Regions from separate parts of the Homo sapiens genome. Here region 1 is linked to region 2. Evidence: read pairs that join two places in POLR2A ChIA-PET (ENCODE). Cell type or tissue: OCI-LY7. All regions are shown on one strand. Each heading gives the region's core, and the rest is flanking DNA. Links, peaks and the distances in the headings are about the cores only. Region 1 has its middle 23 kb from the start of MRPL46. Region 2 holds the start of LOC105370959 (a long non-coding RNA gene).

The links. ChIA-PET counts read pairs that join two places held together with the same protein. Peaks named below come from ENCODE experiments on the same cell type or tissue, not always from the same donor. Only the 100,000 strongest peaks of a DNase experiment are listed, where the experiment ranks them.
Region 1: POLR2A ChIA-PET joins it to region 2 with 6 read pairs; 4 of 35 experiments call an interaction of 5 or more read pairs at or near these places.

The regions. Positions count from the first base shown.
Region 1 is chr15:88,438,805-88,450,483 of GRCh38, forward strand. No RefSeq gene overlaps it. Among named protein-coding and RNA genes, the nearest start is that of MRPL46, 23 kb to the right of the region's middle. RefSeq lists an enhancer at 11,394-11,463. In OCI-LY7, for the core only: CTCF peaks have their summits at 8,590 and 8,789; a DNase peak (open chromatin) is centred at 8,627.
Region 2 is chr15:88,343,740-88,355,418 of GRCh38, forward strand. It overlaps LOC105370959 (a long non-coding RNA gene), which reads left to right and starts at 1,203. Exons shown (of 3, transcript XR_932590.1): 1 at 1,203-1,459; 2 at 2,401-2,511. In OCI-LY7, for the core only: CTCF peaks have their summits at 5,381 and 5,581; DNase peaks (open chromatin) are centred at 3,062 and 5,252; H3K4me3 peaks cover 1,072 bases; H3K27ac peaks cover 2,572 bases.

The DNA of each region.
Region 1 (11,679 bases), core at 1,381-9,380, 95 kb after region 2:
TCACCAACTCATTCTCTCTCATAGTCTTAATTTCAAATTCTTAAAAGAATTGATCTGATTAAGGAACTTATCAAACCAGATCATATGTCCACTCCCGGTATCATCAGCATGGAAGAGAGAGCTGCCCTTCCAGCTGCTGGGAGCCCTGTCAGATGAATAAGCAGAGTGTGTAGGCAGAGATACAAACTCCCTCACAGAGCCACTGCAGACCAGCTCTGGCTCTCTGAAACCTCACGGTCCAAGCTCTGGGAGAGAGTGTCTTCCAGCAAACTCCAACAGGGAATGAAAATGAGACATCAATCCTATTTCCCAGGGAGGAACCATGAATCCAAGGCAGAATGACCTATGGCAGGTCAGGAACTCAACTGGGTCACCATGGGAGCAATTGTCCTGGCTTCACACAGATCCATCCCATCCTGTGTCTCCCACTGACCCAGACCATATAGCAGCATCCTTGCTCCCTAGGCACTTATACGCCAACATACACCATGCTGGTCTAAGAGGATCTCACGTATTGCAATGCAGAAATACAGAATGTAAACAAACCTTGTCCCATGGTGGCAAAAGAAACGCAGAGACCTGGTTGCTTATCCTGATCCTGAAACTAGCTTGCCAAGTGAAGGCAGACAAGCCACTTCCTCCTCCTGCACTAGATGACCTCGATTGTCTACCCTTCCAGCTCTGACCTTCCTTGGCTGAGGGACATCTCAGGCAGGGCTAGTGGCGTAGTATGTGAAAAGGAAGATGGTTCGTGCTTTTTTCTGCTTAGTTAGAAAAGATTCTCTGGATGAGGCCAGTTCCCAGAATTGCTTAAAAGAGGGAAGGGAGAGGGCAGTAGACTACAATGGAAAGAGTTTTCAGGCCTGGTGCCACTTGGGAGAAAGGGCTGGGTCATTGTCATAAGACAGGTACATCTGACTGGGCAGAAGATTGGTTTCCTGTTGAAAGATGTTGGTCCTCATGGTCTTCAGCAGGTGTGAGTATGCATATGGAGGAGCTGGAGCAGTGTGGGGGCAGCCAGAAGGTAAAATACTTGCTTTCCGTGGTCTTCTCTACAGGGTCTCCAAGGAGGCTCTTGGGGGATTCTTCAGGGCATCCTGGGGTGAGTTATAAGCATTTCTGTCATAAGGCACAGAAACCCCACCGAAATTATCATAGTCAAATGATAATTCAGTGCCACATGTAGCTGAAAAGTTCAGAGGTAGGTCTGGCTTCAGGCATGGCTGGATACAGGTGCTCAAAGAGAATCACCAAAACCTGGTTCTTTATCTCTAAGGCCCATTTTCTCTGGATAGCATTCATTCTCAGAAAGACTCTCCTGGTATAACCACAAGATGACTGCAGCAGCTCCACCACATACCTCCAGGTTTAAGTCCTATGAGGAAGTGTGAGTCAGCTTTCCTAGCAATCCAACAAACAAAAAACCCAGAACTGAATTTCACTGGCTCTGACTGGTCTCCCTTGAATTATGTGCTAGTTCCTGAACCAATCACTGTCAGCAGGGGAATGGAACGCTCTGGTTTTGTAAGTCTGAGCCTTACTGTATAACCCATGGGCCAGGGGTGGATCCTGCTCAACCACATGGGCTGAGAGAGAGAGAGAGATGGATTCTCAGATGCTATTACCAGGAAAATCAGGAATGGGTGTTTGGAAAGCAAATTACCCATGATCACTATAGCAGGTTATCCTAAACTGGGACTATTGCTAACAGTACATTTTCATTGCAGATGTAAATTCAGGTGGAAAAGACCTCCATTTCAGCTATATACTGACATATCTTATCCTCCTAGCAGGGGAGGATTTTTTTTTTAAGTTCTGGGATACATGTACAGAATGTGCAGGTTCATTACATAGGTAAATGTGTGCTATGGTGGTTTGCTGCACCAATCAACCCATCACCTAGGGATTAAGCCCAGCATGCATTAGCTATTTTTCCTGATCCCCTCTCTCCTCTGCCACCCCTCGGCAGGCCCCAATGTGTGCTGTTCCCCTCCCTATGTCCATCTGTTCTCATTGTTCATCATTCTACCCCATGAAATGCTAATACAGGGCCTGTCTGGTACACAGTAAGTGCTTAGTACCTGCTTCTTGAATTGAATATCTGCAATGGAAAAAATCAAAATGAGCACTGCATGCAGCATCTTATATAATTTGCCAAGAACTTTTGTATCCATTTTCTAATTTCATCTTCCCAAAGCCCTATCAGAAAGGCATTATTAGCCTTACTTTACAGGTTTGAAGATGGAAGATCAGTCAGCTGGTAAGTGACTTGTCCAGCTGGTGAGTGTTGGAGCAGGGTCTCAAACCCAGGACTTTTCAACCTAAAGTATGGGTTCTTTCCTCTCCACTGTACAACCAACCAGTCAAGAAAGGAGAGGACACCAGCACCAGGGTTTGGGTCCCTGCTACCCTAGCCCAGAGAGATTCAGCCACAAGAAACTACTTCCCATCCACTAAGATGGCCAACGGGGTCTCTTTTCCTATGGATCTGGAGATAGTCCTGTTCCCATATCATGTGTCCTGGGGACACAGAGCCTTAGGGGCAGGAATAAATGCTGAGATGAGCACTGTGGTGCCAGGCAACCTGATTGATCCTCTGCCAGAGCCCCCAGCCCCTGACACCCTCCAGTCCTCTACTAAGGCTGGGGCCAGGGCTGAGCTGAGTTCTGAACATCATTTATTGACACATAAAATCCAAAGGTTTGTTTCTCCAAGGTTCCGCTGAGCCTGCATTTTTTAAATAACTACTCCAACCACTGAAAACATGCCTGTCCTTTTGGTTACTGCCTTTGAAAGACTTGATATATTTTGGAGCATTTGTATACTTAATATTTTTAAATTGAATTTAGAATTTTTACAGCATTGCTATTAAATATGTGTCACCTATTTTGAACTGTATATAAAAGTGTTTATAAGAGTGGTGTGCATGTCCCAACATTTATTTAATCCTCTAAATTAACCTTTGAATGTCTTGCAAAGTGCCTTGTTAAGCATGTCACTTTTTTCTCTTAACACAGTGCATAAAAATATTCATAAAATTGCATTGTTTTTGAGCATTAATCCACTTATCAAAAATAGGTATGTGGTTGTGTTCATTTATTTAATTAATTGAGGACTTTAAATTTTCAAAAAGGGTAAAAATGGCCAACCAAATGTAAGATATCTGAGAAGCCACAAAGGAACTGCTTATCCAACCTTAGAGAAACAATCAAACTCTAACGCTGACATGAAACAGACACACTAAACATGGACAGAGGCTGAAGGGTGGAGAAAAAAGACTAGGAGTTGGAGTAAAGAAAATGCTGCAACTAACTGGACAAAGAGAAGTTCCAGATATGCAGCACCAATGAGCTATAATGAGCATGATCTGGCTCAATGCAGGAAATATGTAACCAATACAATCATCACAGTGAACTGGAATACTATTCACCTCTCACTCCCCACGTTGCCCTCCGTACTCAGAGGAACACGTTCTTGTTTTTTTAGTGATCAGCTACAAGCCCCAGGGGAAATCTTTTGACAGAACTTCAAATCCTAGAGAATGATATGCTCTGTCAAGAGTTTGATTATTGGGCTCATTACAGGTTTTATGTGAGAAGAATAAGATTAACTGTTCACAACAAAATGGATGAGAAAATCCAATTTTATTAATAGCAGGTAAGATCTGTTGAAATGAAGTGTGTTGCACTACGTATACCTCATTTCCCATCAGGTCCTGCTGATTTGCTGCCTTTTAGGTACTTTTTCGAGCTGTTTAGTACCTATTGGGTTATGTGACATCATGATTGACGCCTCAGGCTCTCACTAGACTTGGAGAAAGGGCAGCTTGGCATAACACCCAGAGCACTGGGGTTATGTACTACATTGACCTTGGTAATTTGGACTCCTGGAATGATTAGTTTCTTTAAGTTCATGTACACACACACACACACACACACACACACACACACCTGGCAACCTCAGGATTCTTTCTCTTCTGTCCACCAGGAGATCCCATTCTCTTTGTACTCAAGGTAAGACTTGCTAAGATCCAAAGACTGGACTTAAGTAGTTAGAGGGCTGTCAACTATGAGCACCAATGGCCTTATCAAGCAGCTTGTTTGTTTGATTGTTTGGTTGTTTGTAGAGATGGAGTCTCACTATGTTGCCCAGGCTGCCTTGAACTCCTGGGCTCAAGCAATCCGCCTGCCTCAGCCTTCCAAGTAGCTGGGACTCGCACCCGACTTATCCAGCAGATTCTTAACATTTTCCCCTATCACAACACTTGTGAAAGATGTGAAAAACTCAAGCATGGCATACTCTCTTCATACAAACAGATCTTAACAAAAACTACTAATCATTTTCCAAGGAAGAAAAATATTACAATAATTATCAATAATACTAAGGGCCACAAACTTATGGCCAATGGGCTAAAAGCAGCCTATCCCACAGAAGCATTTCCTTTGGTCTGCATAATATTTCTTAAATATTTGACTTTTTTTGCTATCTTGAAAATGGGATGGTTTTACACTAAAAGAACAGTGATCTGGGCTTCTAGTTAGTATACACAAGGTCATGAAAGACAGTTACTCCCACCATAACACTGAGAAAACATCAGATAAACTGTAAAATCATGTTTTGTAAACCCACCAGAGAGCTGAGGATGCAGAGAAATCTAAATAAACTAAATCTTAGAGAAAGAGAACCCTTTCATAATGGAACAGAGACCTATGGCTGCTTTTATTCTTGGGGATATGGGCAGACAGAGACACACACCTGCAACAGACTGGGGTGCTCTGCTGAATTAAAGAGAGCTGAGAATGACAGACTGGAGTTTGATTGAGCCCTCAAAGTAGATGGTGCTCACTAGCCACCAGTTCTCCCCCATGGGACTTCAATTGAGTATGCAGTAACTTATGGACCTGGGCTGGAAACCAGAGCAAGAGTTCTCCCACAGAATGGAAATCTGGGGGCAGGCAGGAAGTCAAAGAGGGAGAGAGAGAGGTCGTATAATCAGTTTAGATCCCAAGGGTGAGACCTGATCCCATCCACAAGACATTTTTGAAAACAATGAAACCACTGAATGAAACCATTGTTTTTGCTGCTAAAAGAAGAAAAGACATCACTTTTCTGGGGGTAAATATTACCTACTTCAGCTTCTACCCTGCTTTTGTATACAATGTCTAGCTTGTGATCCAAAGTTCTAATAAATGCAAAGAATTACAACTGTAATCAAGAGAAAAATAGTCAATAGAAGCATACCTACAGATGACCCAGATAATGAAATTAACAGGCAAGAAATTTAAAAGAGCAGTTACAAATATTTTAAGTTACTGGGAAGTATGAATATAATGAGTAAAAAGATAATATCATCAGAGAAGCAGAAACTTTGAAGAAGAATCAAATGGAAATTTCAGACCTAAAAAGGTAAATATCTGAAATGAAGAAGTAACTTAATAATGAGCTGGACAAAGCAAGGATCAGTAAGCTCAAAACCAGACCAATTAAAAAAATAGCAAAACTGAAGCACAAAGAGAAAAAAAAAATTCTTAAAAACCCAGAACATGCCATCAGAGTACTGTGGGGAAAAAAATCAAATGGTATAATATAAACACAACTGAAGTCCAAAAAGAAGAGAAAGATAATTGAAGCAAGATAAATATTTAAAAGGATAATGACCCAGAATTTTCTAAATTTTATGAAACATATCAACCCACAGATTCAAGAAGCTCAGTGAATCTCAAGTCAGATAAATACATCTAAGCATATTTTAGCTAAACCACTAAAAACCAAAGATGATGAAAAAAAATCTTCAAAGCAGAGGAAAAAGAAACATTAAATCTAGAGGAATAACCATGAGATTTACAGATTTATAGCAAACTTCTCAACAGAATCAATGGAATTCAGAAAATAATAGAGTTATATTGTTGAGATCCTAAAAGGGAAAAAACTGTCACTCTATAATTCTATATAGTGTGAAAACATAATTCAAAAATAAAGCAAAATAAAGACATTTTCAGAAAAACAAAAGAAGAGAATAATCATCACCAGTAGACTAAACTAAAATAAATACTGAAAGAAGCTCCTCAGGCTGATGAACATTATGGAGGCCAAAACTTTCAGGAAGGAATAAAGAGCACAGGAAAGGGGTATTTGCAAATATATATACATAAACCTACTATTTAAAGCAAAAATTAACATTGAAGTGTTAAGCTAATATCATGTCTAGAAGTAAAATATATGAAAAGTAGCACAAATGGTAGGAGAGGAAATAAAAGGAATCATATTTTGTCAGATTCATACATTGTTAAATTGTATTATGGTAATTAATACTAATTACATGATTTATTAAATGTGAAAAGTTAAGATGAATATTATAATTTCTAGAATACACATTTAAAATAATATACAAAAGTACAGCTTCAAAGCCAACAAAGGAATAAAGTATAATAATAAAAAATGCCTGGTTAATTCAAAAGAAGGCCAGAAACGAGGAACAAATATATAAAAAGAGATGGGACACATAGTAAGAGGGCAAACTTAAACCCAACCATATCCTTAATTATACTCACCAGACACTTAAATTTTTTTAAAAAGAGGTTGCCTGTTTGGATAAAGAAACAAGCTCAAATTATGCTGCTTGCAAGAGACATACTTGAAATATAAGGACACAGTTTGAAAGTAAACAGATTGAGAAAAGATGTCCCGTATAAATGCTAATCAGAAGAAAGCTGATGTGGCTATATTCATTTATATAAGAGACAAATAGACTTCGAGATAAGGAGTGTTAGCAGAAACAACAGGGACATGTTATAATGATAAAAGGATCAATTCATCAGGAAGACCTAACACTCATAAATGCGTACGCACATAACAACAGAGCTTCAAAGTACATGAAGCAAAAACTAACATAAGGGAGAACTAAACAAATCCACAATCACCGCTGAGGATTTTAACACAGCAATGAATAGAACAAGTAATCAAAAAACAAGTATACAGAAGATTTGAACACTATCAACTACCTTGAGCTAATTGATATTCATAGAAAACAATATTCAACAACTTCAAAGCATACTTGTTGTTAAATTCACATGGAACAGTCACCAACATAGTCTATATGCTAGGACATAAAGCAAGTCTTCATAAATCTCAAAAGAGTATGTTCTCTGACTACAATGGATTAAAACAGAAATCATCAACAAAACATAACCCAAATAAAACATATATATAATACATAGATAAAAAATACAAAATAATAAAAGACACTTCAATTAAAAAGGAAAAAGAAAGGCAAGGAATTTAAAAGGAACTTTATAAAAGAAGATACTGAATGGCCAATAAATATCAGGAAAGATGCTCAATCTTAGTATTCATCAGTGATATGCAAATTAAAACCACAGTGAGGTACCACTACATACACACTAGAATGGCCAAAAGTGCTCATGAGGATGTGGAGGCACTAGAACTCTCATATATTGCTAGTGAGAGTATAAACTGATACAACCTTTATGAAAAATTGTCAGTTTCTAATCAAGTTTCATATACGTATCCTATAGCCCAGCAATACTAGTCATATATATGTATCCAAGAGGAGTGAGTGCACATATCCACAAAAAAGGATCATATATGATGGTTCGTAACAGCTTTATTTCCAATAGCCCAAAAGTGAAAACAATCCAAATATTCTTCAATAAGAGCATAGATCAACAAACTGTGATATTTGCTATTACTCAGCAATAAAAGGGAATAAACTGCGAATACATGCAACATGGAAAACTCTCAAAAGTATACTGAACAAGGGAAACGAGACACAAAAGAACACAGACTGTAAGATTTTATTAATAGGAATCTGAAGATCAGACAAAGCTTATTTATGGCTATAGAAATCAGTGGTTACATGGCCAGGCACGGAGGCTCATGCCTGTAATCCCAGCACTTTGGAAGGCCAAGATGGCCAGGTCACTTGAGGTCAGGAGTTCAAGACCAGCTTGGCCAACATGGTGAAACACTGTCTCTACCAAAAATACAAAAAAATAGCCAGGAATCATGATGCATGCCTGTAATCCCAGTGACTCCGGAGGCTGAGGCAGGAGAATTGCTTGAACCCAGCAGGCAGAAGCTGCAGTGAGCTGAGATCACACCACTGCACTCCAGCCTGGGTGACAGAGCGAGACTCCATCTCAAAAAAAGAAAAAAAAATCAGTGGTTACCTTTGGGGGAGGGGGCTAGCTGTTGACTGGGAAAGAAGCACAAAGGAACTTTGTGGGTGGTGGAAATGTTCCATCTCTTTATGACGGATGGTGGTTACACATGTAAAATGTATACATGTGTAAAGACGCATTAAGATTTGTATGCTTTATTGTATACAAATTATGCCTCAAAAATAATACCCTATACATATCTGGTTTCTTTGGAAAACATGAGAAAATCAGCCAACACAGGGCTCACACTCTCACATGGTGACAGTTGGCTGGAGGAAGGTACATATCACTTCAACACAGACCCCACCACTCTCTATTGCCCACTCCCAGCCCATCACACTCATTTCTACCCCCTGCCTGGCTCCATACTGCCCAGGTCCAACCACCCTGGCACATTGGTCAGGCTGGGAGTCCTGAATGAGAGTACCACAGCAGCCACCCAGCTCAGACTGCCAGCTAGTGGACTAATCAGACTCTTGTTTTCTGGCTCACATTTGGAAATTGTTCTTCCTTTATTCTAAGCCAACGATAATTCAGTGGGGCAGAAGCCTCAAAAGAGAGAGCTTGAACTTCTGAATCATAAAGACTACTCAAGCAATTAATTGGAAAAACTAAAAGAAACGAGATGGTATTTGCATTCCAAGCTGGTGAAGTAGGTCATATTGATTACATTTTTTTAATCATTTGAGTAAATCATGTGCAAACTCTATTTTAAAAGTGATAGACACCTTTTTGCCTCAGTTCAGAGTACAGTTACAGGGCTTTACCTTTGTCTAGTGGCTGAGCTGGGTGACAATACAGGGAGGGAATCTCACAGAGTAGCTGACAGTAGTATGCCAGGCATCACACCCACAAACAAGGGCCACTCAGCTTCCTGACCTGGAACCTTTGGGGCTGCAGACTTGTGATACTCACACAACTTATCTGCTGGTCTGGCACAGCCTTGACCTATCAGAACTGATACTGGCCAAATTATGGAGCAGAGTCCTCATAACTCTCTCAGTTAATGGACCAGTGGGAAGTCTGGGAAGATCACAAGGGGAGAAACCATGACTAACAGAGTAGTAGGAGGACTCTTAAGGCATTGACCAGCCAGAATGAACATTTTTAATATTGATTATACGGCCTCATCACACCAGTGGGTGCTGGGCCAGAGCTCTGTTGGAATCAGCTCACCCCAACTCTCGAGAGTCAATTGTGCACACCTCTTCCCAATTCTGCATTTAGTGACACCATAATGATGGCTCAAAAATCAGCCATGGTGGGAATATTTGCAACATGGAGATGGACAAGTAAGTGCCACAAAACAACACATCATTCCCACCCCCACACTTCCAAAAGCCTGTTTACCTGTACACAGCTAGTAAAGACTCAATATCAGCTGCAACCCCACTCACACTCAGGACAGTCTCTGCACTCAGGAACCCTGGTGACAGGCAATCCTCTAAGGGCTTTAAATATAAACACTCATTTAACCTTTACAGCAACCCCACAAGGTACATCCTATTAGTATTCTCATTTTACTGATGAGGAATTGAGGTACAGAAAGATCAACTGACTTGCCCAAAGTCACACAGCTACTAAGTGGAAGAGCTGAATCCAAACCTGACAGCCTGGAGCCCGAATCCACGTGCTTCACCCTACACAGCACTGCCTTTCTTTCTTCTTCCCTTTTCAAAAGCTTCAGTGGGTCATGAATACAGAACCCAAATCACCAGCTACAGAAAACCTGATTTCCCTTTTCTCAGAACCAGGGAAGGCCCATTGCTCAGGCCTCACTTCTTCAAGAGAATGGGAGACGTGTGCATCTAATCTTGAGAAAAATTCCCCTCCCAACACCCCCACCCCAGAAATGTGCCTAATGATGTCTTTTAAAACGCAAGGTGGTTTTCATTAACAAAACAGGTGGACCGTCCACACGCAGTATTATTGGTAACGGATGGTTTTCTGCCTCCTGGCTCTAGCTGCCTGGCCCTGCCCTGCCGTCTGCTCCCGGATACTGGGGGTATAAACCCTCCTGGCCTTCTAGGCCTGTTGGAAAATGCTGGCCTGGCTCCAGGCATCAAAAGCACATCCGGCCCTTGCCCAAGCCCTGCACGGGGGCCTGAGCAGGCCTCTGGGAGATCCTGGCTAGAGGCATCAAGACCAGATGGCCAGGGAGATTACTACAATTTGATTTCCACATAATCCATGAACTTGGATAAGCAAATGTCTCTTCATATGCATTATCTTGTAATCCCAGGGAGGGCTGTGCAAAGCAAAGAGCCTGGTTCTTCCGCCTCCACAGGCCCAGCATGCTGGGTAATCCCTGCTCTACTGGACAGGGCTTCTGAAAGCCAAGCAGCTCTGCCAGGAGGCTAAGGAGATGCTGCCTCCAGGGCAGCGCTGGCTCCTCGGAAGCCTGGTATTTGAGCACAGGGAGGAGACCCTGGGCTCCCAGTGGCTCCCAGAAAGCATCAGGGATTTGAAATGCTGCAGCCAGGCAAACCCCACATGGCATGTGGGCAAAAGCCCAGGCTGGGATTCAGGACTCCTGGAATCTCCTGCCTTTGCCTCCACTCTTTGTGAGGTCTAAGACAGGTGACTTCTTGTCTCTAAGCCTGGTTATCCCCAAATGTAAAGCAAGAAGGTGGAGGCAGGTTATTTAAAGAGTCCACCTTGCTTTGCATTGCATGTAGCCATGCGTGAGCACAGGCCTGGATTGCCTCCCTGTCACATGTCAGGAGCTGCTAACCCAAGACCATCCTGAGGCAGGCGCCCCACCCTACTGGCTGTCTCCAGAACCCCAAAGTGCCCTTCATGAACCTGGTCCCTGGATCACGAGGACTAGATTTAAGTCCCAGCTCTGCCACTCACGAGACTGAGGCGGGGCCACGCACATCACTTCCACAGCTCCACGCTGCCCTTACTCCTAGTGAGGTTTATACAACCCTGCTTTCCTCCGGCATCTTGTGAGGGTCACAAAAATTAGGATGCCAGACTACAGAGAGAATCTAGCCTCTCAGTCTACTCAAAGCAAAAGTACGTTAAACTGAATCAAATACATGGGAAAACAATAGGATGTTGCTGTTATTACCTTTTTTCCTGGCTCTGTCTACCCTTTCACATTTCACCTGTCTTGAATTCCCACACCCTCTTCATGACTCTGCTTAATCCCATCAACTCACCCTAATGTGTTAATGACTTGGTTGGTGACTTCTGCCTCCCAATACAGCTGCATGTTTGCAGTGGCCTTCAATGCCTTCACTCAATTTGTAATAGGCAGATGGTCACTCCGTGATGCTCACATGCCAGGAGGTGTGAGGGAAGAGGGAACGTGGGCTTCCGGACCGGCAGCACAGCTTTCGACTTGGAGCGTCTGGGACGTGTATACGTTTGTGTGTGGCGCCTCCCTGTGGACACCACAGGTATTGCCTGGGACCGACCCTGATTGCCAACATCTATCTCAGCCTCTGGCAGTCCCCACCAGGATTGTGGAGGCAACTTTCTTATGTTGTCA
Region 2 (11,679 bases), core at 1,144-9,143:
CACATATCTTCTAATAAGGGCAATAATCTTGTTGTGAAGCCTCCACCTGATAACCTGATTATCTCCCTAAGGCCCCATCTCCAAATACCATCACATTGAGGTTTAGGGGTGTATTAGTCCATTCTCACACACTATAAATAAATAACTGAGACTGAGTAATTTATAAGGAAAAGAGGTTTGATTGGCTCATGATTCTGCAGGTTGTACAGAAGATACAGTGGCTTCTGCTTCTGGGGAGGCCTCCAGCAACTTACAATTATGAGGGAAGGGGAAGCAGGCACATCTTACATGGCCAGAGCAAGAGGAAGGTGGGGAGGAGGAGCCACCCACTTTTAAACAACCAGATCTCATGAGAACAGCAGCAGGAGATGGTGCTAAACCATTCATGGAGGACCACCCCCATGATCCAATCACTTCCTACCAGGCCCCACCTTTAACATTGGGGATTACTTCTTGACATGAGATTTGATAGGGACACAGATCCAAACCCTATCAAAGGGTTTGATGTACAGATCTTAGGGGCACATAAACATTAAACCCATAGCAGACACCCCTTGACATCAATCACAGACCTCAGTCAGCCATTGACCCAGGGACGGTCATGGTATTATTAACCCACCTGAGGAGGCATGCTTCAGGGAGGACTTCCATGTTGACACCTCCAACGGAAGGGGCCAATGAAGGCAGCCTACTCGATCCCTCAGAGCTTGTGCCTCCTCCCACTTGTCAGGAGTATACTTTAAAACCCCATGCGGAGACACTGGCATTGCCTACCCAGAGATGAAGGCAGCATGGGCTCTTCCTCCAAGGAACCCCGAAAGCACGTAGTTTTCAGTCTTATTATAAAGGCGAGGGATTATAAAAGAAAAAAACAGTGATGCTTCTTAACTGTAGTAATAATAAATACGTTTGCATCAGTGTGGCATAAGGCCTCTCTGTAGATAACCTGGCTCTTGAGTGGAAAGCAGACGGCCCTGTGTGATTTTGTGGCTGAGTGCGGCTGAGCATCTCGGGGGCAGTGGCACACTGAGCGAGGCCGAGTGATAAGGAAGAAAAGGTGCTATGCAGACCTGTCCCTTCTTGTGACTCTCTGGCAATTCCCTACTGGGTTGGCCTTCTGGCCCCGTCAGCAGACCTCGGCCTGGCTTTCTCACACTCTTCACCTCTAGTCTCCAGTCATGCTGGCATTCCTGTGGATCTCCAAACATATTGGTGCCAGCCAGCCTCAGAAACTTGAGCCTTGCTTAGTCCATTTTCTGGAATGTTCTTTTCCAGATCCTTATGTGGCTGTCTTCTGCTTATTCTCTCAGGAGATCTTATCTTGAAGCATTAAGAGCAAGAACACTGGAGCCAGCCTGCCTGGGCTCAAACCCCAGCTCTGTGTGCCTGAGTGGATGGACAGTTATGAAAATCAAATAAGCCAGTGCATGTAAAATCTTAGAATAATGCCTATTGCATGGTAAGTGTAAATAAGAGTTAACTATTATCATTCATCAATAATAACATGTCACCTCCTGTTAGAATAGTTTCCCCACCCATCCCAGTCATTCTCTCCCCTTACTCACTAACTGAAATTATGTTCTGAATTTGTTCGCTTGTTCATTCTTTCCCTCCCCACCACTAGAATACTTGCACCATGAGGACTTTGACTGTCTTGTTCTCTGCTGTATGCCCAGTGCCTAGCATCAGGCATATAGTAGGTGCTCAAGAAATAGATATTAAATAAAGTAATTCAGTGAATGATATTCTGCATGCCAATTATTATTTTTTGGAGGTCCATCTAAGTTTATTCAGGCTGCTATAACAAAACACCTTAGAGTGGGTAAGTTATAAACAACAGAGATGTAATGCTCACAGTTCTAGAGGCTGGGAAATCCAAGATCAAGGCACCAGCAGATTCTGTGCCTGTTGAGTCCCTGTTCCTCATCTTGGTGCATTCTGTGTGTCCTCACATGGTAAAGGAGGAAGGCAGCTCTCTCAAGCTTCTTTTAAAAGGTTACTAATCCCACTGAAGAGGGTGGAACCCTCATGACTTAATCACCCCCAAAAGGCTCCAGCTCTTAATACTGTCATATTAGGTATTGGATTTCAACATACAAACTCTAGGGGACAGCAGCATAGCAGGGTCATAAGTGAGTAAAGTGCTTCCAAGCTCATATATGTCATAATATGGCTCTTTCATAAAAATTAACCCTTTTCTTGCTCCCTTGCTCAAACTCTCTAAAAATATTAACACTTCAATCTGCAAGATAGTGAACATGAAGACGTTAAATGGTAACTGTATAAGCTGCTGCAATTTAGACAAATTCTAGTAGTACATAGGATGTCTTCCAGTGTCTGGGTTTTTGCCCAATGGGCAATTTTCAGCTCTGACAAAATCAAAATGTGTTTTCCCTCCAGAGGTGATAGAGATCTGGCTTCTCACAGACAGCAGAACTTCAAAAGGAATTGAGTTATGGATAATGATGATGAAGAGCTCAGCAGAGCCATGAAGACCGGAAGATAAAACCGGTAACAGATAACCTGTGGAGCTTGTTGGCTGAGGCAGCACTTCTTTCCACTTTTTTGTTTGTTTGTTTGTTTCAAACAGAGTCTCACTCGGTCACCCAGGCTGAAGTGCAGTAGCGTGATCTCAGCTCACTGCAACCTCTGCCTCCCAGGCTCAAGCAATCTGCCTACCTCAGCATCCCAAGTAGCTGGGACTACAAGCATGTGCCACCATGCTGGACTAATTTTTTGTAGTTTTTGTAGAAACGGGGTTTCAACATGTTGCCCAGGCTGATTTCGACCTCCTGGTCTCAAATGATCCTCCCACCTCAGCCTCCCAAAGTGCTAGGATTACAGGCGTGAGCCATTGCACCTGGCCCGTCTTTTTATTTTTGATAGAAAACAAATTCCCAACCTTCCTTGCAGCTGTGTGTAGGTAAGTGACTAGTCCTGGCCCAAAGGATGTAAGTGGAAGTGGTGAGTGCAGCTTCCAGGAAGTTTCCTTGAAAGGATTTTTCTCCCTTATCTTTTTCCTGCTGTCTGTGAATGCAGAACTGATGACTGGAGTTCAAGCAAGCCTGCTGGCTCATGAGGTAAACAGGAGTCATGCTTGGTGGAACCACAAGGGAGAAAGCTCCTGACTTCTTGAATATTTTGTGGAGCAGAGCTGCTGTACTTTCCCTGGACGACACATCTTCTAATTTTTATTTGAGAGAAAAATAACCTTCTATCTTTTAAAGCCATTGTTAATTTTGGATTCTTCTATTACTCATATCCCAACCCAATCTGAGTAAACACAGCCTTACAATGAGTAAATGCTGAATACATTTTGATCTATTAAATTATTAAATAAAGACAGGGTTGTCTGCAAAAGAAGGTTGTGACACAGAAAATGTAGACCAGTGTGGGCCAAGATCAGTGTAGGAAGAAGAGGCTCAGGAGACTCTTAGGTGCACAATATAAGGGAAAAAAAATCCAGATCAAGCCTGAGCAGACAATTCTCTTAGCTAAATCCAATTAAACATTTTCTCTGTTCTTTAATGATAAGAAATTAAAAACTAACACCAGACTCTTGCTAGGTAGCACGGAAGTTCCTCTACTTAAGAACAGTTATGTTCTTTGTAAGTCTATTTGTTTGTGAGTCTGGAGGGAACAAGGAGTATTTCCACTTAATCTGAGTGTAAGTCCCTTGAAACTTTAAAACCAGCAGATGCTGCTTCTTTATGCTAATAAATATTTTATGGGTCTTCTTTTCTCCAAAGTAGATCAGATCAGTGTAGCGGGGAAATCTGTGGAGCCAGGTAATTCCCTCCTGCCCCCACCCTCAGCCCATGGAGGGCCTCAGCTGCCACGATAGCTGCAATGTGCCATGCCCCCACCCACTCTGGCCTGTGCAGATTTGAAAGACCTGAAACCAAGAACCATCCTGACACCACCACCTACCAAACCTCTGCTTCAGTTGCTTCTATCACTGCCCTTGTCTCGTTTCTTTCATGGCACTTACCAGCGTTTACACTTCTATATTTCTGTTTGTTTGTTGTCTGCTCCCTCCATCCCCCATTCTTCCATAGACTATCAGTTCCTTACAGGCAGGGACTAGCTATATCTGTTTTAGTCACTAATGTGTTCCCCGTAGCCAGCACAATGTTTGGCTCATAGTGGACACTCAGTAAAATAGGTGGCTGAGCATGGTGGCTCCTGCCTGTAATCCCAGCACTGAGAGGCCGAGGCAGGTGCATAACCTGAGGTCAGGAGTTCAAGACCAGCCTGGCCACATGGCAAAACCCCATCGCTACTAAAAAAATACAAAAATTAGCTGGGTGAGGTGGTGGGTACCTGTAATCCCAGCTACTTGGGAGGTTGAGGCAGGGAGAACTGCTTGAACCCAGGAGGTGGAGGCTGCAGTGAGCTGAGATTGCGCCACTGCACTCCAGCCTGAACGACAGAGTGAGACTCTGTCCCAAAAAATAAAATAAAATAGGTGCTGAGTGAACGAATGAATGAACAGTTCAGCAACAGCACCTTCAGCATATTCTGCCGTTTAGGTCACTGAGCTATGTCCCAGATCTCTCCTGAATGAGTATCTGGCTGATAGGTAGCCCATCTGGATGCGGATCTTGCAGTGCTCTGCTCTAGTTTTTGTGTTTGTCCTTTTTCCTCCTCTCTTGCTGAGTATCATGGACGGTGTATGCACAGCGCATTGCAAGTTAAGTGCTTTGTCCTTCTGAACCACACCTCCTTTTGGAAAACTCACAGCACATAGAGCAACAGGCATTATTTTTCTCAGCACTTTCAATCTTTCAATTCCATACAATTCTCTTCTTTCAATTCCATAACAATTGCACACCTTTTATTTCAGCAATTTAAAACGTTCACTGCGTTTGTATTCACTGGATACAATGAAATTAATGTTTGCAAAATACCTTGGAACTAAATAGAACCCCAGCAAGATTGCCACTAAGAGTTATGTGTCACTTAACCACGGGGATACATTCTGAGAAATGTGTCATTGGGTGATTTTGTCATTGTGTGAACATCACAGAGTGCACTTACACAAACCTAAATGGTCTAGCCTATTACACACCTAGCCTACTACACACACAAGAGGCTGTATGGTATAGCCTGTTGCTCCTAGGCAACAAGCCTGCACCGCATGCTCCTATGCCAAATACTGTAGGCAACTGTCACACAGTGGTAGGTATTTGTGTACCTAAACATAGAAAAGGTACAGTAAAAATACAGTCTTATATCTTATGGGACACACCTGTTTCCTGTTGTTACATGAAACTCTGTTATCTGGTGCATGACTGTACAACAAAGGACTCTATGGTCCAGACTAAAAGAACCTCACACTGCAACTACCACCACCTTTGGTGGGAGGCTGAGTTAATGTGATCTTGTTTTGTAGCTTTGTGTTGTTTCTATCTATAAAAGTTTGCAACTTGGAAATTCATAAGCAGAGAAGCTGTTTGTTTTAAAAATGTGTAGTTTGTTAGGTTTAATTATACTTATAAATTCAGAGTATTATCTCTTTTAATCTCTTTCCATTGTGTGTGTTCGAACAGTCTCATTTATTCATTTGTATTGAATTCTCAAGGTCTGGGGATAAAAAATTCTACTGAATATTGCTATAATTTGATTTGTCCCACACTGTGCTCTGTAGAGTGTTAATAGATGTTCCCACCTAAAAAAAAAATCTGTGATAAAATAAATTTAGGAACCCTGTCATACCTTGCTCTGATATACTTACAATGTGCATTATCATTTATAAGGTTCTGCTTAACCAATGTGTATTATCGCCTAAACTTTTTTTTTAACCTAGTGTTTCTTAAACTTGCCTGACCATAGAACTCTTTCTTAAATGTAACATTCAGTGTTCCAGTATTTTTAGGGAAATGCTGAACTATACATTTATCTGGCAGATTATAAATGTTTCTTGGAATCAAGATACTGGTGCAAAAATAAGCCAAAACCATGATTATAGCACTCCTGACAGAATATTGTCTTTGCAAAGCTCATTTCAGTCCTGGTGTGCAACACTTCAAACCAGCACAGTGACAGAAGACAACACCTGCTTGACATTCTGGAAAGGGTCCTCATTCTGTCTTGTTCAGGGATAACGAACACCTTTTCCCAGCAGGTGAAGCAGCATCTCAGCAATTGTTGCATTTTGTGGAAGGGAAACATGAGAAAATTCCAGCAGGTACAGGAAGGCTGGAAGCACTTGTTTTATTTTTTGAGTAGGTTCATCTTGGCTTGTGCACGTCTTAATCTGAGTAAGACAAATATTATTCACAGTGTAGGCGTGGCAGCTCAGGAGGACAATAATGGAAGCTCCAGTTTCACATTTTTTTTTATTTGGTGTACATTCTATGCATCAAAACTATATAGGATGTTTCAATGTTCTTTTGAGAGTTCAAGCTGAGAAAACTCCCGTGGTTGGTGCATCCCTGAAATACTAATCACCACACCAAAATTTTACAGAAGAGAGAGGAAAAGAAAGAGGGTGGTGGTGGGAGGGTAGGGGTGAGTGGTTATAAAGTTACAAAGCATTAGAATATTTCCTGAGTGTCAGGAATTTAAAATTAAAGGACTCAAACTTAGAAAACCTCTGTGGAAATGATGATATGAATGGACATTTGCATGCTCAACCTTGATGACTGGCTATCAATAACCCTGAGCAACATCAGGGTTTGAAACTATTAGCCTCTAACTACCCTATAAGAACTGCAGAAAGTCAACTGACTGTGACTAGTGGCTGTGAATGTTCTTTAACTTCATCATTTCTAATGCTTTTACAGTGTCCCCTAACTCCACATAAGCGATAGGTGTCAGTCCTGTTAATATCACTAGAGCCAGGTGGCCACAGATGACCAGCTGAATGCTTTGATTGACTTGATGCTCAGTGTCTTCAACTTTCAAAATGCATTTTTAAGTTGAATTTCTGGCTTTCAAGTGAATTGATACAACTGATGAATCCAGAGGAATGACCCTTGTATGCACTTAATTCTATGAGGAATATTTTTGGGAATCGTTTGATAATTTCCTATCCTTGGGTTGTTTCACTGGCATAAATATCTTAGACATGGATTCCCAGGAGGAATGATCCAATTCATTCTCAAGAGGCTTTTGTGCTGCTATTATAATTATAATCATCATCAGCATCATTACCAATCCTTACATTTGTAAAGCTGTATTCATCAGGACTGTTGGTGGTGACTGATAGCACCACAATTCAATGAGGTTTTATTGGCTCATGAAGTTTAAAAAATCCAGAGGTAGAGGTGGATTCAGCCATTCCATCTAAATAACACCTCACCTCGGTCTTCCCCTATTCTGCTGTAAATTTTCTTCTTAGAATCTATTACTACCTGGCATTATATCATGCATTTATTTAGTGTTTGTGTATTGCCAGGGCTGCCCACTGGAATGCAAGCACCATGAGAGTAGGGTCTTTCTTTCATTTATCACCAAATGCCAAGAATCCAGAAATTGTTATGGACTATAAGAGGAACTTAATAACTAGTTGTGGAATGAAAAAATGAATTATTTGATGCAGATGCTGAAACGACATCATCAGAAATTTGTCTTTAAACATCTCTCTGCTTTTCTCTGTGTTGTTCTCATTCTCAAGACTGCCTATTCCCTGGAGACAAGATGGCTTCCAGGAGAAAGAGCACTTTTTTTCCCCCTCAATATAACCAGCAAAAGGCTTATTGGCCAGCTTAGGTCATATGACCATCCTTCAGCCAATGAGCATGGCCAAGGGGAAGGTGTTGGCCCCAGTGAACCAAAAAGTTTAAGGGCGGGAGGATGCAGGCCGAACAGACCTAACAAGAAACTGTGGCTAAAATAATAGAGTTTATTAATTGCTTTCAGTTGCATTATCTCAGCCGATCCTCACAAAAGCTTGTGAGGAGAGTAGAACAGATATTATTATCCCCATTTTAGAAATAACGAAATGGAGGCTCAAAAAAGGTATGCCTCTTCAAGCAATCAGGAAGTGGTGGAGCTCTGTCTCAATCTTAAAACCAGTAAGAGAACCCTTACCAGGAACCAGACCTGCTGAGCCTTGATCTTGGACTTCCCAGCCTCCAGAACTGTGAGAAGTAAATTTCTGTTGTTGAAGCCACCCATTCTATGCTAATTTGTTGTAGCAATCCAAGCTGATTAAGATAGGGTCTTTAGAGGGTCTGCCCGAAGAATTGAAGCCAGTAACACAGCCTGTCTGTCCATCTTGTATTGAAATGGACATCTTGTATTGAGAAATCACCCATCTGTTTATACCATGAGAGAAACATCACCTTCTGTCTCACTCTGCCACTTGAAAACCTTCAAAGGCTCCCATTCCTATAAAACAGAGCAAACTCCCATTGAGTGAATGGCTTTTTAGTGACCTGATTTCGGCCCCACTATTCAGCTTCATCTCTCACCATTTTCCATTATGCTTTGATGGGGACAAATAAACCATACCCAATCCACAGCAAGTATTCACCTCAGTAGCTCTAAATGCCATGCATATACTACTATTTCTTGATATTTTGTGTGTAGGAAATATGTATTAACTTCCCACTCAGGAAGATGAAGTGTTGACTCTTTCATCTCCCTTTCCCTGCCTCCCACCAACACACACGTACTTCCCACCTGTGTTAGGTTTGTAGGGATGCCATAACAAAGTGCCACAAACTAGGTGACAAACAACAGAAATGTATTGTCTCACAGTCCTGGGGACTAGAACTCTGAAGTCAGGGTGTCAGCAAGGTTGGTTCCTTCTGAAACTGTGAGGAAAAAACTGTCCTATGCCTCTCTCTTAGTTTCTGGTGGTTTGCTAGGAATCTTTGGCATTTCTTGGCCTATGGCAGCATAACTCCAATCTTCACAACAATGTTTTCACTGTGTCTCTGTCTCTATATATTCAGATTTCTCCTTTTTATAATGCACCAGTCATATTGAACTGGAGCTTACTCCAAAGGCCGCATCTTAACTTGATCATCTGCAGAGAACTTATTTTCAAATGAAGTCACATTCACAGGTATTGAGGATTAGGACGTCAACATATTTTATGGGAACACAATTCAACCTGTAATAACATCCTTTCAAAACTGTATAATTATGTCATCAATTTGGTTAGATTAATGTTCAGTATTTACACTGTAATAAACCCACAGTTATGCAGAGCTCAGCTATGTAGTAAACTATGGTTTTATTTTTTTCCTGAATAATTTTTTGTTGTATCTGAAGTTAATAATAGTTTTTCAATCACTTTAATTTTTATGTTCTTACCATCAGTTTAAACAAATCCTTCTGCCAGTTGTCTAAATCTTTTCTCATCCCATTCACTCATCTCAACTGTCTGTCAATTTCATCTTGATCCCCAGGGCTTCTAACCTGCTCTAATCTGTTCAGGTTGATCTTTGGAGGATGTACCTTCCCTGCTATGCTGAAGATTCTCTATTTCCTGTTTCTTGAATCAGATGTCTTCCTTTCATTAGTTACTACTTTGATTTATGGAACATAGTCTCCAGTAGCTTCTTGAGAAAGAATGTGTAGAAAGTAAATATTTGAGACGCTTTTTTTCAACAATATTCATATCCTGTTGTCATGCTCAATAGATAGTTTGGCTGGGTATAGAACTGTAGGTAGGAAATCCTTTCTCTTTGGAATTTTGATAGCACCACTCCATTGTCTTCTAGCTTCCAACACTGCTGTTGAGAAATCTGAACCATTCAACTGCCTGATCATTTATATTAACCTATTTATTTCCCTCTGAAAGCTTACAAGAGCTTCATTTGTCCCAATTATAGTAGGAAGAATTCTAAGATGACCCTCAATGGGTTACACTCATGTGTAATCTGAGGACAGAAACTGAGACTTACTTCTAGTGAATAGAATATACCAAAGGTGATGGGAAAGTCATTCCCTTGGTTAGGTTACATTCTATAACAAAGGTGATGGGATAGTCACTCATGTGATTATTTTATGTTATATAAAACTCCATCTTAGACTGGAGTGAGAGATTTTTCTGCAGACTTTGAAAAACTAAAACTAAGTTATCATGTTGCGAGATGGTCTATGAAAGCACAATATGGCAAGGGTACCTCTGAGAGATGAGAGTAGCTCCCAGCTGACAGCCAGCAAGGAAGCAAGGACCTCAGTCCTACAACCACAAGGAACTGAGTTTTGCCAACATTATCACATGAGATTGGAAGAGAACCCCAAACTCCAGATAGGAACAAAGCCTGGATTGCAGCCTCATGAGACCCTGAGTAGAGGACTCAGTTACACTATGTCTAAACCCCTGACCCATAGAAACCATGCTATGCTAAATGTATGTCCATTTGAACTACTTAAGTTTATGGTAATTTATTACACAGCAGTATAAAACTCATACTAATACAACAGCATTCTAAAATTTCAGAATATAAATGTTAGTGTTGGGTTTTCATGTTCTTAAGTTATAAACTTTTTAAAATTACTTCGTTGATGATTTTCTCTTGTTCACTGTCTTTGTTTTATCCTTCTGACACTCTTATTATTCAGATGTTGAGCATTTTAGATTGAAACTCTATATTTTTTTTCCTCTTCTACTTTGTGTTTTTCTTGTCTTCCTGGTATACTATCTGAGAAATTTGCCTAGCTTTATCTTCTAACCCTTCTATTGAGTTTTCCACTTCCACTACCATGATTTTAGTTTCTAAAAGTTTATTTTGTTCTCTAAATGTCCATTCTCTTTGGATAGCATCATGTTCTTGTTTCACAGATGCTATCCTACCTATTTCCTTTTTCCTGTCCTATTCTTGTTTCCTACCTGTTGCCTTTTTCTGTCTGCCTACTAGCTTGTTTGGTATTCAATCATTCACATTAGAGTCATTCTCACATTCTCAAATCTCTGATAATTATATTTAAGAGTGGGGACCTAAAGCATTGATTGAAAGTCCTGAGCTCATTGTGGCACTTGTTGATTGTGAACTACACTGTTAAGTGATACAGCTGGGCCATTTGCTAGGGAACCTCAATGTAAGTCTCTTCAGTCTTTCTTATTGAGCTACTCAGATTCCCCAGAAACATTTATTCTAATCTCCTGCTAGGAAGTTAAAGGGCTGTGTTCTGGGATTCAAAGAGGGCACAGAGTAGAGGAGAAAGCCTCGGAGTCTAAGCATCCAGTTTGCATTCAGTCATTTTGTCTCCCTATTTTCAGTATGGTACCCATAACATTGACTATGCCTGGTGTCCTCTATCTATGGACACTCTCTTTTACCTCTCCAGAAAATAAACCCCTTGTATCTTGGCCAGGATGTTAGGGCTTCCTAACCCATCAGCAAGGAATGAGGGAGAAAATGTAGGAGTCTAACTGCTTCTTTTTTATTGTGGTAAAACATATATGACATAACATTTGCTACTTTAATCGTAGTGTGAATTATATTCACAGTGTTGTGCAACCATCACTACTATTTACTTCCAGAATTTTTCATCACCCCAAACACAAACTCTGTACTCATTAGGCAATAATTCCCCATTCCTGTTTCTGAAACAGATTTCCACCAATCCTCTTTATTCCCACCTCTATCTCCAGTTCTGAGAGTTTCTGATGCCAGTAATCCCTGAGCCTTTGAGGATTCTGCAGTGTAAATTTGGTTGGTTGGTGGGTTTTTTCACTGCTGCTTTCAGAGTCTTCTTTCTCAGGTCAGCTAC